Regions from separate parts of the Mus musculus genome. Here region 1 is linked to region 2. A link is a loop called in an ENCODE intact Hi-C map of the cell type or tissue named here. Cell type or tissue: gastrocnemius. All regions are shown on one strand. Links, peaks and the distances in the headings refer to the core of each region. The heading gives the core; the rest is flanking DNA.

Evidence for each region. Hi-C counts contacts between places; a loop is a spot of excess contacts. Peaks named below come from ENCODE experiments on the same cell type or tissue, not always from the same donor. Only the 100,000 strongest peaks of a DNase experiment are listed, where the experiment ranks them.
Region 1: a loop joins it to region 2, with 3 times the contacts of the local background. A loop is called at or near these places in 30 of 42 quality-filtered maps.

The regions. Positions count from the first base shown.
Region 1 is chr10:19,235,429-19,244,562 of GRCm38, reverse strand. Gm40607 (a long non-coding RNA gene) reads left to right here and starts at 1,010. Exons shown (of 3, transcript XR_871478.1): 1 at 1,010-1,120; 2 at 1,725-1,898; 3 at 9,094-9,134. In gastrocnemius, for the core only: a CTCF peak has its summit at 4,374 (motif pointing left); a DNase peak (open chromatin) is centred at 4,341; H3K4me3 peaks cover 205 bases.
Region 2 is chr10:19,519,066-19,528,199 of GRCm38, reverse strand. No RefSeq gene overlaps it. Among named protein-coding and RNA genes, the nearest start is that of Gm33104, 37 kb to the right of the region's middle. In gastrocnemius, for the core only: no CTCF peak of the experiment used is centred there; no DNase peak of the experiment used is centred there; H3K27ac peaks cover 1,597 bases.

The sequences.
Region 1 (9,134 bases), core at 853-8,852, 280 kb after region 2:
ACATACATGCTGGAAGAAGAAATCAAAGGACGAAACATAAGTTAAACGGTTCTCATCAAACCTGAAGTTTAAAAAAATTGCCCCAATGGCTGATATTTATCCAATGGCAGTTTCGCCCTGCCCTTTGAAATTAAGTGCAGATATGAAATTATAGTTAAGAGAGGATGTTTCTAGCTCTTAACTCTTTTCTTCCCCCTTCTAGCTGTTAGTTATAGTTTATGGAGCTTTACATGATACCAGTTTGCTATGGACTAGCAGCTGTGTTGACCATTTCTTCTGTTCAGCACCACTGTGAGTTGAGAGGTAGAGAAAAGTCTGTCTTTAAACATTTATTTTTTAAATAGCATACATACAGAGTATTAGGTTTCATTATGGAACTAAAACAATTTTTAAGTATGTGAGTAAAACTGTAGCTGTCTTCAGACACACCAGAAGAGGGCATCAAAGCTCATTATTGATGGTTGTGAGCCACCATGTGGTTTCTGAGAATTAAACTCAGGACCTCTGGAAGAGGAGCCCATGCTCTTAGCCACTGACTATGTCTCCAGTCCCCCACTAAAACAATTTTTAAAAAAATTCTTTCCCTTACTTTTTCTTCTGACCCCCTGAGTGCCTGACCCCCTGACCCTCTGTGGCCCTCCCAGCTCCTTTTCTTATATGCTGCATGTGTCTTATTATCATCCCCTCACTTCTTCAGGGCTTCCCTGGCCATGCTCTTCTTTCAAGTTTCATAGCCTGCACTCAGACTCTCGAGCACCGATATGCACACATGTAAACATTAAAAAGCTAAGTGGCACATGTGAGAGAGAACATGGGACATCGACCTTTCTCCATTTGTGTTACCTTGCTTAATGCTTTTTCCTATCCATCCATTTTCTCACAAATTTTATACTTTCACTTGTCTTTGCAGGTGGATGCAACCCCACTGTGCCTAAGGAGTACACTTTTATTATCTGTTCATCTGACAATGGACACATAAGCTGCTTCCATGTGCAGGAATCTCTGTGGCAGGGACCTGGTAATTTGAGCTCTTCAAATGCTAATGGAGATCTTGAAATGAAAGAAGTTCTACTGGAGTTGGACGTGTCTCAAGGAAGAGAGAAGAAAGATGTTTCTAAGTGTGGGTTCAAATATTCATTGCAGAGGGTCTAGTGGGGAGTGAGAGTTGGAACACAGAATATATATTTCCAGAGAACAAATCAGATAATACAGAGGTAGTGAAATGTCTGACTTCTCTTCACGCTGAAGTCAGATCTGAACATCTATTGAACTCCAGTGAGAAGGCTGAGTGTGTTAAGTTTAGGTTGTTGCTTTCCATGTTCTTAGAGCTTATACCCACTGTGCCTCTGGAAGACACTAATGTGAAGGAAGAAGAAGTCGGAAGGGGAAGAGGGAAAGGAAAGAGAAGAGAAGAAAGGAAGGAGGGAGGGAGAGAAGAAGGGAAGGAGGAAAGGAGGAGGGAGGGAGGGAGGAAAGATGGATAAGGAATATTCAGGACTGAGGAATGGAGAAATAGCTTCTCCGTGGCTGCAGTTCCCTTTCAGTTAAAAAGTTTCCCATTGCAAATTGAGGCCATTATTTCCAAATTATCTATACGAGGTTTACAGGTCAAATACACAGATTCTGGTGTACAGCAGCTGAGCACGGGCTTTCGTGCCGTCACTGTGGGCTCTGAGGCAAAGAACTTACCATGCTGTGTCCCACTTTCCTTTCCTCCAAAACAGGCAGGACAATATTCCTGTTCTCATGGAGGTTTCCAGGAGGATTAAATGTGTTTCTCTCAGTGATGGGCCTGGAACTGCAGCTGACGCATGCGTATGGTAACCATGGAGCTGCCTACACCAGTGGTCAACAGAACACCTCAGGTGAGCAACCTGGAAAGCTGATCTGAAACACAGGTAAGACTTTGCTTCGTGTTTTAAGAGCAAATTGTGATGAGCATTGTCTCATTAAATCTTAACAAAGGCTGGGCTTCATTCCACCACATGAGCACGAGCCCATTCTTGCCTGAATTTTATAAATGAGACAAAACAAAACAAATAAAACAGATGTGTTACCAAGGACACACACACACACACACACACACACACACACACACACACACACCTGTTCCCTATAATGGCAAGTACCTTGGGAGTATCAGATTCATTCTTTATGTAGTAACAATGACTGTCCTGCCCTAGGCATAGAAATGGAAGAGGAAGCCTTAAATAGAAAGGAATGATGGGGGTGGAGTACACTACACAAATAAATAAAACAAAAGTCATCTGCTATTGATCCATGGAGTTTCGTGAGTATAACATATCACCTATATCTGTTTTTGTTTTTTTTGTTTTTTGTTTTTTTGTTATTGTTGCTAATACAGTAGGAGTTAAGCTTTGGGTAGATTTTTAAGATCAATTGGACTAGCACCACATCAGGGGAAACAAAAAACCAGAAAGGGTAGAACAAAAATGGTAGGACAAATATGGCATTTTCTGTGTTGTATATACCCCTGATGGCTTCCTAGGCAATCCTTCAGCCACAGTGCAGGAGCATCGCCCACACACAGGCAAGGTTTCATTTTCTGTGTTTCTTCAGCTGAATCCTAAACCAGTTAATTCCACTTCTGTACCATGTGAAAAATACCAGGAAACATATTTTTAGGGGGACCAATCTTATCATTTGCCTAATAATTCTGAAACGAATACCCATGAGGGACAGTGTTAGAAGGCAGGCTCAGATGCACACACGCAGGCAGAGATAGACTTTCATGCTGTCACACAGCAGAAGGAAACGGAAGGCTGGTTGCTTTGTAACAGCAGTCAACTGTTGTCTCCTAACAAAGGCTAAAAAACAATGTTAAAATGACTGTTGGAGCAGTCCTGTGACATTGCTATTCAGATCTACAGCCTAGGGTACAATGCAGTGCTTCTTACCCTGTGTATCACAACCCCCCAAAGACCACCGGAAAACACAGATATTTACATTACAATTCATAACAGCAGCAAAATTATGGTTATGAAATAGCAATGAAAATAATGTTATGGCTGGAGGAACCATAATACATGAGGAAGAGTATTAAAGGGTTGTGGCACTAGGAAGGCTGAGAATCACTGAGTTTTGACATTAGGGTTTCCACCTTCAATATCCCTCTACATCGTTGTACAGCTGCATAGCACATATGAAACAAACACATGTACATATAATGGAAACATGTTTTCTGTAGGTGCCCTGCTTTTTCTTGGTTCACAGCACGTGGCGGCTCAAGTCTTTATGGAAATGGTTCCACATCAAATCCACACAGTGAATGTGCAGTGTATTCAAAGCTGTCTAGGCGATGTCTCTTTCTCTTAAGCTTGCTTTTGCCCCTCCCAGCCTCTCCTTCCTGCAGACTGCTTGCTCCATCCTGAAGGACCTGGCATCCAGACGCTAGAAATGATTGTTCTCTACAATGCTAAACACAACCCACATGCCTACCTAGGCTTCCTCTACCTAAAATTCCCACTCATTTGTTGTATTTCTGTTCTACTGATTGCTACCATCAAAATCCCTTGAGTTTCATCTCAAACCTGCCTCAGTCTTCCCAGACACCAAGAGGCAGTGCTTTCTTCTAATGCATGCACCATTGAACTACATACTATTGAACATTTGAGACAGTTTACCACACTGACTCTTTGGCTCCTGTTTTCTCCTCAGACTATGAAGAGTCACCCATCAAATATGCCACAGTAAAGATGGGGACTAAGCCAAGTTGTATTCTGGCGCTACCTAGAAACTACTCTAACTATATTTTCTATAACTTACAAATACATCAAGGGCACGTTTCTTTCTTCCAGTCCTTAAGGCTATAGGGTAGACATGTTTTACCCATGTGTGTGTAGGCATTTTAAGCAAGCATCGAACACACCACCTGCATTTTCACCCTTAGCTTTTATTCTTTATGCTTCTTGTCACCAGCGCATTCCCATGTAGGGTCTGGAGTGTCTGGGGCCCAGGCAGGTCCTGGCATGGCCTTCGGACCCAAAGCCTCTATTAAATAAATAGGTAAACAGAGGCTGTAAAGAACAGGTCCAGTTGAAAGTGGTCTGAATTCTTTACTCTCTCCCTCCAGGAAGCAATTTTGCAGCACTTAATTCAGAGTCCACACCCAGCAAGTGCTTAAACACGTTTTCTTACAGCCATTTCACCTCATTTTATTCCAATAAGGAGGTTTAAAAAGCCATCTCCTTCCCTTCGTCCCTCCACCTCTGCCCTTTCCGTTCCTGTCTTTAATGAGTTTTTAGTGTTTTAGTTAACATTGCAAACCTGATAGTGACACAGAGTCTGAACAGAACAAGCAGAGTGGCTTAGAGGGTGCGGTGCGTGGTTTCTGTTTTGTTAGCTCATACTGCCCTCTTCTGGTCACTGAGCAGATTTAAAACTTGGCTGGGTAGAAAAAACAAAAAACAACCAACACCCCTCCTCTAAACTAAAAAACCAACCTAACTAACTAACTAACTAACTAACTAACTAACTAATTAAAACCATGAAGAAAACTGTGCAAAGAATAAGTGACAGTGTACAGGGAAATAAAATCTTTCCATATGAATAACCATGACATGAAAATATGCAACACCACTGCCTATGTGTGACTAAGTAACATTTTTTGTTGTTGTTGTTATTCTTAAAATCCAAAATACTGCTGTCTTCTCATTTTTGTCTCTTTGTCATTTTTACGTGGGTAAATTCATGCAATCTGTTGAGAAGAACGTCACTGGAATGGCTTAGGGGTTCTCTTCCTTGTTCCAGCTCCCCTGAAAGCTTGTGGGGATAGGGCAGTTTGCTCTGTAACCAGCGGTGTGGTGTCTTGCCTGGGCTCATTAGTTAGGTGAACAGGGTCCAGGAGCCTTCTCAGCTCTCAGCTGTACTTCATCTGCTTGCGGCTGGAGCGATACCTGCTCTGCCTTCCTTATCAAGGATAACAGAAATAGAATGAAGACACAGCCTATGATGTTTATCTACAAATAAACGCACTGTTGTTATTTTTAATTAGTGTGTGTGTGTGCGTGCACGTGTGCATGTCTGAGTGTGTGTATGTGTGTGTGTGCGTGCACGTGTGCGTGTCTGAGTGTGTGTGTGTGTGTGTGTGTGCGTGCACGTGTGCGTGTCTGAGTGTGTGTGTGTGCGTGCACGTGTGCATGTCTGAGTGTGTGTGTGTGTGTCTGAGTGTGTGTGTGTGTGTATGTATGTGTGTGTGTGTGTGTGTGTATGTGTGCGTGCACGTGTGCGTGTCTGTGTGTGTGTGTGTGTGTGTGTGTATGTGTGTGTGTGTGTGTGTGTGTGTGTGTGTGTGTGTGTGTGTGTGTGTAGGTCAGAGAACACCTTGCAAGCATCAGTTCCCTCCTGATATTTGACATTAGGGATATTGAAGGTGGAAACCCTAATGTCAAAACTCATTGATTCTCAGCCTTGCTACTGCCACAACCCTTTAATACTGTTCCTCACGTATTATGGTTCCCCCAGCCATAACCCCCATGTGGGTTCTGTAAATCTAACTTGGGTCATCAGGCTTAGTGGACACCTTTACCCACTGAGCAATTAGTTTGCCCAAGAAGACATTTGCAATACGGATTTTAGGTGTTATAGTTCCCAGTGAAGTTCAGCTTCATTAAAAACCAAACCAAACCAAACCAAAAAAAGAAAAAATCCTTGCTATTTTAAGATAATGAAAGTATGTTGATAGCTATAGATCTAAAACGACAAAATTTCAGCCTTTCCTTTCCTGGAACTCTTTAGGAGAACAAAGACAAATGACTTTCCTGAACGATTTCCAACACAATCTTAGGGAAAGACAGGGTGTTTCCTTAATACTCAGAGAACACTGAAAGCCCAAGAATACTGTTGTAAACACAGACTTAGTGTTGTATTTAATGATAGCTTGTAGTCATCTGATAGATTTTGTATCTTTAAAAGAAAAACAAAACCTCACTGCTGACTGACTGTACACTATGGCTGTGCAGAATGGAGTAACGCACCTTAGCACTGCATGCCCACAGAAGAATCCTGTGCATCATTCGATCTAGCAAGGACAGAAACTGAGGCTTAGGAAAGTTGAAAAGCTTGCCCACGGTTATATGATTATTAAATGGTAGGATCTAAGCTAAAGCTGGCTTGGCCCAACGTCTTTGTGCCAGCAAAGGTACTTGCCACCAAGCCCGAGGACCTGAATTCAGACCCTGGGACCCACATGGTGGAAAGAGAGAACTTAATTCCAGCAAGTCATCCTCTGGCCTCCACACATGCTTCCTGGCAAGTGAACACACACACACACACACACACACACACACACACACACACACTCATACACACACAAATAATTAAATAATAAAAATGTCAAAAGGAAAGGTGAAACCTTGGAGTCAAACAACTGCTTGATTTTGATTGATCTCTATTTGTCTATGCTAAATCTGTCGCGCCTACACTTTACATTGTGTCTGTTAGCTTATGGGAAATGAAATGCTCTTACCAAATAAACCGGGGAAATGTATATTCTGTTTATAAATTTGAAAGCGATATGGCGTTTTCACTTTTGTCTTTTAAGTGATGTAAACTTATCTAAGAATGTTTTTCAAAATGAGGAATAAAGAATTGAAGAGCAATGAGCTCACACAATCATGTGATGTTTGAAGAAGCTCAGGTCTTGGGCTGCTTTCTCTAAAGGATGCATACGCTATCCTTGATCTAAAGCTGACGTGATATATAAACATAACGTTGAACTAGTAAAGAACATATGTTTAAGAAACTTCACGTGTGCTATGTCTTCATGTGACATAAACAGTGACTTCAGATACCTTGGTTAGGGCCATTGCCTAGCCACAGCAGGACCTTGATACCTCTATATTGCAACAGTGTTGACCAGACTAAGGAGCTGGGGCCCTGGCCAGTTCAAAAATCTATCCATAGTCTCCCATTCTTCATCCACCACCTTCTCAGAAGGGCGTTCTGGATACCAGTCTGAGGCTGAGGCTGACATTACCTCTGAGGTTCAGGATCCTGACAGGGTATCAGACTCTGCAGTTTCTTCTTGTAAACCATCCTCAAAGTCTTCTACTTCACAAATTCAATATTCTTCTCACCCTCAACGTTCAAAAGAGCCAATAACCCCATCTACTGTAAATCTGAGTTGCAATCGGATCTTTAGAAGGTAAACACATCATTCTAGAACGCACTATTCATCGCTTACAATGCCTTGTAGCAGCCTCCCAGGAGGTCTCGTTTTCTCACTCCATCCCAATACACTGGGCATTGATAGGAATACAGAGATGAAAGGAAGTAGGAAGAAGTGGAGGGGAGGGGAGGGAGAGAATGGCAGACTGAACTGAAACCATTCACGAAGACAATCTAGTCAAAGGCAAGCTCAAGAGAAGTATATCTCTGTGGAAATCATCAGTGTTCAGAGCTGAGTAAGACTTGGCGGAAATGCTAAATACAACATGTACTTATGCTACTGAACATGGAGAGATCAAGATGGTGTTTAACTGGAAGCTGCACCACTACAGACCAGGGCTCGTGGTGCTGGAAGGTACTTGAGGAGAAAAGCGAATTTTCAGTCTCACCTAGCTTTAGACCCTGTGAGCTACAGTAAAAATCTGTCTGCAGGGCTGGAGAGCTGGCTCAGTGGTTAGGAGCACTGACTGCTCTTCCAGTGGTACTAAGTTCAATTCCCAGCAACCACATGGTGGCTCACGACCATGTATTGTGAGATCTGATGCCTGTTCTGGCACATAGGCATACATGCAGATAGAACACTCATATACATAAAGTAAATAAATCTTTTAAAAAATCTGTCTGCATAAGTGAACAAACATTTGATTAGATTTAAGGCCCACTACATGAGACAGAACCCATACTTGACACTGTCAATGAGACCATGAACTTGAGACTTTGTAGGTCATGGACCCTAGAGAAAACCTACTACTGTTACTCCATTAATACAGCATTAATCATGTACATTAATACAGCTATAAAATGACTCCTAGGAACATATTGCTATACTCATAGAACAGTGTATTGCTCAACCATTATCAGAGAAACTTCTTCTTGCTGTAGATATTAATTAAAACAGAAACCCACAGCTAGACAACATACAGACGGTCAGAGACTTTGTAGGACTCACCCCTACATGAGATGTCTTTATTAAAAAGGCCCACTGATGGATGTGGAAGAGGAGGTGGGAAGGTTGTAAGGACAGAGGTGGTATAAGACTCCATGGACTCTGTGAACACAACAAAGCTGATGTCCATGTGAACTCACAGAGGCCATGGCAACTCACATGAGACCTATACAAACTCAACGCAGGCAAAATTCTACCAAGAAGATGCTAAGTGAGAACAAAGTCTCAGTCCCAACTAAGACACTGTTTGAAATTGATAGCTGCTGGGGAAGGAAAATCGGTTTTGTTTGTTATTGTTGCTTTTCCAATGGAGTGACACTGGGTATCTCAACTACACTTCATGGCAGGGCTGAGGCTAAGGAGTAGTTAAACAACAGACAATGGACTCCATGTGTTTTTATGGGGTTGTTTTTGTTGTTGTTTTGTGCTTTTTGTTTTTTGTTGTTGTTGTTGGCTTAGTTTGATTTTGAGCCTTTTTTTTAAGAGAAAGAACATGAACTTGGGTGTGTAGGAAGTGGAAGGGTCTTGGAAGAGCTGGAGGAGGGAGAAGAATATGATCAAAATATATTATATGGGAAAAATAGAGTTGGTGGGACACCTCCTCTATTCCACCATGTGATTCTGGAGACTGAACTTGGGTCGTCAGATTTGGCTGGAAGTGTCTTTATTCCATGAGCCATCTTGCCAGCCACATGCTTTCCTTTAATGTGCGTGGCAAGCATCCACATACAGGTCTTGATACTTGCATAGCAAGCATTTTACTCATTAAGCTAATGCTCCCTCTCTCAACCCTCAAGCTCTTCCTCAGCAAGGATCACTATCCTCCAAAGATGTAAAGATGGAACTGGATAGGTTGATGTTGAACCTTATTCATTATCTGAGTAACATGACATATATGCTTAACCTGCAGCCCAGTTTCAGCCCACTAAGACATGATAATGGCACTGCTTTTATTTCAGAGGACTGTCGTGGTGCTCATGTTGTATGCAGCCGGAGCCTA
Region 2 (9,134 bases), core at 805-8,804:
AGTCCAGTCTGTACTGGGTCTCACTGGAGTTAGGTTGTCCCTGGAGAGAATCTGCTTCCTGGCCTCTTCAGCTTCTAGAGACTGCCCACATTCCTGTTCTGTGTGGCCTTGCCTTCCAGATCCAAGCCTGCTCACATTGTCTTCCCCTGACTGCTTTTTCTGCCTCTTTTACTTGTAAAGGTTAAATTGTGGCTATCCTGGGTCCACTTCAATAGTTAATAATAATATCCTCATCTCAAGGTTCCTTTCTCATTATTATTTTTAGAGCTAAATCATTTTACTAAAAACATTATACACACACACACACATTTTTTCTTTTTCCTCCCCTAACTTCACCCAGATCCTACCTACCTACCTCCCTAACCATCCAACTTCATGCTTTTTCTCTTCCAAAAAAAAAGCAAAAGCAAAAACAAACAAAAACAAAAATCAAAACAAACTAAAAAAAGACAAAAATACCAACACACACACACACACATGCACACATGCACACGCACCATGGAGTCTGTTTTGTGTTGGCCAACTATTATTCTTGGGCATGAGGTCTGCCCTACAGTGTGGTTGATGTACCCAGTGACATTCCATTAGAGGAAAACGGATCTTCCCTTCTCTATCAGGTACTAATTGCAAATAGTTTCTTGGTTAGGAGTGGGACATGGTGTCCACTTCCCCTTCTCTGTGCTGGGAGTTTGTGGTTTGAACCTGTGCAGGTCATGCTGTCACAGTCTTGTGAGTTCACTTGTGCATTATCCTTGTTTTGTATTGAAGATGCAGTTGTCCTAGAGTTGTCCACCAACCCTGGCTCTTACAATCTTTCTATCTCCCCTTCTGCATAGATCCATGAGTCTTGAAGGGTAGAGGTTCCTAATTTAATCAACATCTGTGAAAGCTTTTCTTTGTCATGTGAGGAAAAGATTCTAAGTGTGTGTGTGTGTGTGTGTGTGTGTGTGTGTGTGTGTGTGTGTGAGGGAGAGAGAGAGAGAGAGAGAGAGAGAGAGAGAGAGAGAGAGAGAGTTAGTTTGTGGGCATTGTTCTGTCTACCACACCTATCATTTCCATAATCATTATCATGTTTTTTTTTTTACCCAGATACATTTAGTAGTTTAATGATTCACCATCCTTTATCAATAAAGTCATTAATTAAAGAGAGAGTTGTGGGTTGCTTTGGCAGTAATGATGAGTTAAAACCTCTCTGGTCAAAGTCTTATGTTCAAGATGTATTGCTTTGCACACAATTACAGAGTTATATGGAAGGTAACACATTGAGGGAGCTCAGGATAGAAAGAGATCAGAGAGGAGACTGAAGTCCCCCGCAAATAAGCTGGGAGACTGACAGGTAAGGAGAAGTGACCCCAAGAGATGCCATGCAGAAGATGGGATTTTCTATATCCCCATGAGTTCTTATTTGGGACAGATCCCTGTATCAACAGACAGATAATCACAGGATAAACAAACAAGGTTATTAATGTGTAGCTCACATTTGTGATGGCTAAGGAAATTCCATTTCATACCAGACTCCTACTATAGTAACCATTAGCCTCTGACCTAAATTCCTAAAAGCTCTGACCCCTTGTCCACCCCCCTCTAAGCTGTGTAACTGTTGTGAAATGATCAACCATTTGCTGTGGCTTCTGTAAATGCACATAGTTGCTGTGGACAGGGAATAGCAGTTTCTCCTGAAGCAGGGCATGAGGCAGTTCCCCTCACATAGCTGCAAAGAGAACAGGGGAAATGGGGCAACTCCTTATGTGTTATAAATTCCACAGAAGTGAAGTAATCGTGGTGTTCATTTGTAAACTCCCCCCCCCCCCATTTACTCAGGCAAAGCACATTTCTGCTTTGGCTTAGAAGCAGCTGCCCTTGTAGGACAAATAGTATATTTGGTTAATCATAATTTGAATTGAGTTGTGGTCTTTTCCTGAGGGTGTTAAACTCTATAACACTCTGCACAAGAGGAGGACAGACCAAGAAGTGACTTGCAGCAGTGGTTTAGAGCTCTGGTGTACACAATATTGTTAAACTGGGTTGAGTCTGGTCTAAAGCTATCTCTTTACTTGGGTGATAAAAATCACCTGTGCCTATGAACTATGCACCTTTGATATGTAAACATATTATAACAACCTGAGAACAAACCCTTATAGCCAAAGAAACTGAGTACCAGGCATGCCAGCCATACCTCAGCCAGCTAGAGCCTGCTAATTGATCAGACAAAAATGTCAGCAATAGCCAATCAGGGTTTGTTTCTCTGTGCCACTTCTTTTTCTTGGGGGGCGGGGTGGGATTGATTATTGAATGAAGAACCCAGCATTTGGTAATTCTTCCTCTCCATACCTTTTCTTTGCCTAAATCACCTTTGTTAATGGTCTTAATTTTTCTAACAGTATTTTCAAAACAGAAGTATTAGCAAAACCAAAAGGAGGCCTTAGGGTTTAGGTGACCCAAGTAAGAGAACTTTTGCATTCAAGTCAAACAGCATGTTTTCCAGCAGGTGCTAGGCAGGAGACTTATGCATCATTTATCCAGAACTGAGCACTAGTAAAACTCTAAGTAATTTTTACTACTTTTTCACATAATGTAGCTGGACACTGTTTATTGGTGTAGGTTTTTCTGTTTTTTTTTGTTTTGTTTTGTTTTTTTTGTTGGTGGTGTTTTGGTTTTTTTTCCCCTAGGGATTGAACCTAGGCTCTTGTTTATGCTGGGCAAACATTGTGTCACTGAACTAAAGCCAAAAAAATTGAACTAACTAACTAAGTAAAAAACACCATAAAACCACGTAAAAGTTCTACATGTGTACCTCCTGAGAAGCCCTCAGAGTGATAAGGATTGAAGAGTCCAAGAAGATAGGGCTTAGAGGAAGACAAACAATTGCTTTTGGAAATAGAAATGAATGTATAATAAAAGGGTTGGCATATTCATACATGCTACAACATGACAAAACTTACATTAAATGACAGCAGTTATTCAGAAAAGACAATGCATTAGTCAATGTTGTTTATATGAAGTATCTGTAATAGGCAGATTTATAAAGGTCAAAAATAGATTTGGGTGTAGGTCACAAGGGAGGAACATAGTGAGCAGTGCTAATGGGTGTGGGAAAGTGGTAATAAAATGTTCCAAAGTGACAGTGTGGAACTGATTCCACGAGTGTGTGACTATGTTTTAAAACATTGGATGGCATACTTTAAACGATATGATTTACAGAATGGGACCTATCTCAATGAGCGTTTTTTCCATAAAGAACAAGTTTAATTCATAGAAATGTAATTACTTCTCTTTAGAGATGTCTCTAAATGGAAGTTTCTAGGCTTGATGATTTTCTAGATTTCTAGATTTCTAGTTCAAACGGTGACAAACTGCTCCTTTACTGAACATTTCCTGGACAAGCTTCGGGCAGGAACCCTTGCATGAGTGACAGGCCCCAGTCCGCCCTCGGTAGGCCCCCAGCCCTTAACACAATCTAAACATACTGACCTTGGTTTTTCGTTTTTGTTTTTGTTTTCTTTTTTTTTTTTTTTTTCAGGGAACAGTGTCTGCTTTATTATGTATAAACAACCACTTACATAGTGCAAGCCTATCAACTGACTGATTAGTGCATTACCTCAGCTTGGACGGTGGGCATTCAGACCTCCAGGGTCCCTAGGCCTAAGAAGCATATCAAAGCAGACGTGGGGAGTGCAGACTTGTCTGCAGGCCAGCGATCAGCTGCTCTACTTCAGAATCCAGTGTTCTGACTGCAGCAGCACGCTGAGCCTTGCTTCTTATTTAGAAGGCCAGTGTGCCACCATGTAAGCTGGCCACCAGGTAATGCCTGCATTTTCTCCTGCATGGGCTGACTGAAGTAAGTGTGTCACTGAAGGTAGGATCTGCTCGAAACATTTCTAGTTCTCCCTCCCCCTCCCCCTCTCTCCTCCCCTATCCTCCTCCCCCTCTCCCCCCACCTCCCATCTCTGCTTTGTGCTTTACAATCTTGAGTTCTCAAGTTGATGTTCCTATCGTACCATGCTGTCTACAATGATGATGCCATTGTCCCTCTGAAACCGTAAATGCTCATAAACTCTATATTTTTGGGCCTTCGTGCTTGTGCATATGGATACCTGTTCTTGTTAACTGAGGTATGTCCACACAGGATACAGTTTTTAATTCTTCAAAACTCACCCTGAGAAAGGCTCTGGGCTACACTGGGATCCCAAACACCCAGTGTAGTCACAGGCAGGAAAAAAAAGGGGGGGGGCTTTCTATTGACTTAAATCTGAATCTGAATGCTCCTCTCTGGATGGCACTCCATAATACATAAGAAAGAGGCTTGGAAATCTTACTGACAAGAACAGTTGTCTACCTTTATCCACAAAAAATAAATCCCAATGCTCCCCACCATGAATGTCTAAAATTCCATCCATTCTTTCATCCCCCATACGTACACAATACACATAGGCACATGGGTTGGCAAGAACAAGATGGAGTGAACCCTCATCATGCCTAATTTTAATAGTATGTGCTTTAAGACATGAATTATCTCTGGATTTTCCTGTTTAATATTTTCTTTTTGGACCACAGGTAGGATGAGACTACAGAAAGTCAGGTCTGGATAGATAGGGTTGCCATATGTCTTAGCAAGTATTCTATTGCTGTGTAGAGACGCCGTGACCATGGCAACTCTTATAAAGGAAAGAAAGCATTTAACTGGGGACTTGCTTACAGTTTCAGAAGTCTGGTATATTATCAGCATTGCAGGAAGCATGGTGACACATTGGTAGACATGGTCCTGGAGGAGCTGAGAGTTCTACAACCAGATCAGCAGGCAGCAGGCAGGAGAAAGACACTGGGCTTGGCTTGAGCGTTTGAAATCCCAAAGCCCACACCAGTGACACAGTTCCTCCAAGGAGGCCTCATCTGCTCCAACAAAGCCTCATCTCCTAATCCATTGGAATCCACACCCTAATGATTAAGCATTCAAGTATATGAGCCTGTGGGGGCCATTCCTGTTCAAACCACCACACCATAATATCATCTGCTCCATAAAACCAGCAAATGAATGTATTATTTCAGAAAATCTTCCCAATCTTAATAAAGATGTTAAGTGTGGGGATTTGGGGTATTGAAAGCCTTGTGGGGAACCAGCAAGTCTGCGGGATGCAGTAGTACAGTGTGTGAATATGATCGTGTGTTAGTTTCTCTTCTCATAGATGTAACAAAGTGGCTCCCAAAAGCCACTTAGAGAAGGAAGGCTTTATTGGGAACACAGTCCATCAGTGTGGAGAGAAGGAAGCCTTTATTGGGAACACAGTCCATCAGTGTGGAGAGTCACTAACAGGATCTTCCCATGCCACTTGTGTCTGTGGTCAGCAAGTAGAGAAGAATGTTGGTGCCATCTTTACATCCTAGCTCACAGGATGGTGTTGCCCGCAGTTGCATGCACTTTCTTCAGGTTGGACATCCTCCCAGGCCTGGTTAACAGATGTGTCACCTGGCGATTCCAAATCCAGTCACATCCACAATGACGATTAGCCACCACAGTCAGGTCTCAATGGCAAATGTTAGGAGCCGACAGAGTGTTGAAAGTCAGTCAGCGCTGGGAGAGCTGAGGTCCTCTGGAGAGAGGCACATTTAAGATTTTATATCAAGTGCTGTGTAGAGAGTTTGGAGGGAAGCAAGGAGGAGAGAAGTACTGTATCAGGGCTCAGCTGTCTTGGGAGATCCTGAGAGAGAAAAAGACACAAATTACAGATATGTCTGGCAAACCACACAAGAGCAATGTGTTCTGTCTGTCACACTGTGGTTTTGTTTCTTTGAGGAAGAACTGGCTTCCCAGGCTAAGCATTAAATGCCTTTGACTTGGCATAATTTCCTCCTTTAGAAGTCTCACTCAGAGGAAGCTGGGCACAGGCAACAAGCAGGGAGCCCTCGGCTTTGACTTTTTCTTTTTTGTCCTCTTAACTCGGCACTTTCCTTTGGGACAGTGTTTCTGGTTTGGTTTTGGTTTCTAACTACATTTACCTCTTTCTCTCTCTCTCTCTGTGCTCATGTCTCTCTCTTCTCTCTGTCTTTCTCTGTGTCTGTGTCTGTCTCTCTTCTTTCTGTGTCTGTCTCTGTCTCTGTCTGTGTCACTCTGTCTTGGTCTCTGTCTCTCTGTCTCTGTCTCTGTGTGTGTGTGTGTGTGTGTGTGTAAAATCTACAAGAGTTGATTGATTCTCTCCTTCCACCATATGTGTTCCAGAGACTGAACTTAAATCGTCAGACTTCACAGCAAGCGCCTCTACACACTGAGCCATGTTAGCTGTCCTGTGGTTTCCTTTAAAATTCACGCAAAAGTTTATAGTTCTTGTAAAATGCTTTTAGTTTAGACACACACAGACGGAGATTCAGTGTAATAAACCTGGTGCCTTCACTCTGGTGTTGATGATTGGCATGGTGCCTACTCTCTACATTTCCTCCTCCTCCTCCTCTTCTTCCTCCTCCTCCTCTTCTTCCTCCTTCCTCCTCTTTCTATTTTTTCTCCTGCATATTTAAAAGCAAATTCCATGCACACTGCTCTTCCACACTTTGTGTTTAGTGCATCTCTGAGAAGGGATTCTAACCATTTACTGTTATCACACATAAGTGGCAACAGTTCACCCCTATCCTTTAGTACCTAGCTCATATTTGAAGTTTCTGGAATGTTTAATAAATGTCCTTCTTAAAGGTGGGTTTTCTCCAATTCAGATGTCCATACAACAGCCACATGCTCTCTTGCTATTTTTCCTTCCAGTTGATTAAAAACAAATCCTGGATTTGATTGCTGCTTCATGGTGTCAGCACTGTTTAACAGCCACCTACTTCTGCCCTGAACATAAGTTGGAAAGATTTTATGTTCTGTTTGTTCCAGTTCTTGAATTGGTGGCTGGTCCTGGTAGCATCCTGAATCATTCGTGGAAAATAGCAGTTCTTGGATTCATGGAAGCTTTTCTTTTAATATCCCGGCTCTCTCACACTTCCAGCTGATGATGTCAGTGGTGTTGATTGTTGTCTGGCTGTTTACCTAACTGAGAAAAATGTTGGCTTTTCTATCGCATGGCTGTTTTCTGACTCTGTCATTCCTTAGGCTTGGAAACTGGCTTTGCAGAATAACTAATAATTTGGAATGACCGTTCCTTTATCAAGCAGGGCTACTTGGTTCTATTCAAGAAAAACAGGTTTAATACCGAACATTTTCATACCAGTCAGTACAAGGAGCTGTGACTCTCGCTTCCTCTAATGGTGAAGAATAAAATAGTTTTCTTTCTCCACTTTACAAAGTAGGTCTATGAGCATAGAGGTGACGCTATGTATTTATTTTTAGTTATGTATATGTGTGCATTTCTGGGAATGCACCCCATATGTATTAAGGTGCTCAGGGGGGTCTAAGGAGAGCAGCAAATCTCTCCGAGAGGTGGAGTGACAGCGGTTGCGAGCTGCCAGATGTGGTGCTGGGAATTGAACGTGGGTCCCCTGGAAAGCAGGAAGTGCTATTAACCGCTGAGCCATCTCTCCAGCCCCAGCGTATGGGTTTTATATACCCAATATATTATAGTTTGTTGCACCCATCCCTTCCCCAAGTTCCACTGTCAAGTCATGTGGTCACCGAGCCTGCTTCCAGTGGGTTTCTGTATTCTGTAGGTATTTTCCTTGACTTCTGGAAAAAGAGGTCATGGTTGTATGACTTGCCTTTGGTCTGAAACCAGCTATCGCTGTAGGGAAACAGTTCTTTATACAGGAAATTATTTTTGAAGACATGATTTAGGCACTACACATGTTGCTGCTATTATATTGTTACCTTTTTTTTTTAAGTTGTGCAGTTGGCATAGGTGAAAAAATACATATCCTTAAATATAAGCATTTTTCAGAGACCACAGCAATATTTAAATTTTTATGTGTATGTATGTTTTGTTCCTATGTATGTCTGTGTGCTGCACACAGGTAGTATTTATAGAGACCAAATGAGGGCACTGGATCCCTGGGAACTCTGGTTATAGACAATTGTAAGCTTCCCTGTGGATGCTGGGAATAGAACCTGGGACCTCTGGAAGAGCAGCCAGTGCTCTTAACCACTGAGGTACCTCTCCAGCTCCTATAGTAATACCTTTAAATGAAATTACATTACAGGGTTTTTACTAACCTGATTGTTTTTCTTGTTCTTTCTTTACCTGAAAAAAACAGTATTTACAACTGGCAGTAAAACCAGTATTACAACATACAATAATTTGCTTTATTTCATTATATACACAAACTAGTTCAAGCAGACTTGTAAATAAGACATCTGGTATATGTTCAAATATGGTTGTGGCCTAATTTGTCCTTATACCTACCAGGAACTTACAGTAATCATAATTTGAAGGTATCTGGTATAATTCATTTTTTTTTACATGATCTTGTTACTCATTTGGTCATTGATTTATGTCAGTTGATTATTTTGGTAGATTTCTTAGAATTTTCTAAAATGTATAAAATTTATGACTCTAAAATCTTTCACAGTAATCTCCTCCTAGAAATCTTGCCTCAAACATTACTGTTTCTACATGTTTTTTATTTAACTCCTTTTGTGTTTCACTTGGAAAATATAAAACACTTACATGCACACACACACACACACACACACACACTAAATAAATGTGATAAAAGATGCACTTTATAATATGTCACAGTGTTAACACTTTTGTTCCCACCCTCAGTGAACTTTCTCCATACTCAGCACACACTCTGACACTGAGACATACCCGCAACCTCATAACACCAACTTTCATATAAACAAAGAGGGAAATACAAAGTGCTCAATAACTGTGTATAGCCTATACAGTCCATGATTGCATATGACTTTCGTCCATTATATTGGATTTCTGTTTACTGTAAGCTATGAGGGGATATTTTGGTGTCATATATTTTCACAGTTTTGATGGCTTCCAGAGCTGCATGAGCAGTGACAAGTGGCTTAGTGGGTGAAGGCTCTTCCTTTCAAGCTTGGAACTCACATGTAGGAGAGAGCCTGTTCCCAAAGTTGTCCTTCTGACCTCCCTACACACACACACACACACACACACACACACACACACACACAGACACACACAGACACACACACACTTGCACGCGCACGTGCACACGTGCACACACATACCAAATACAAT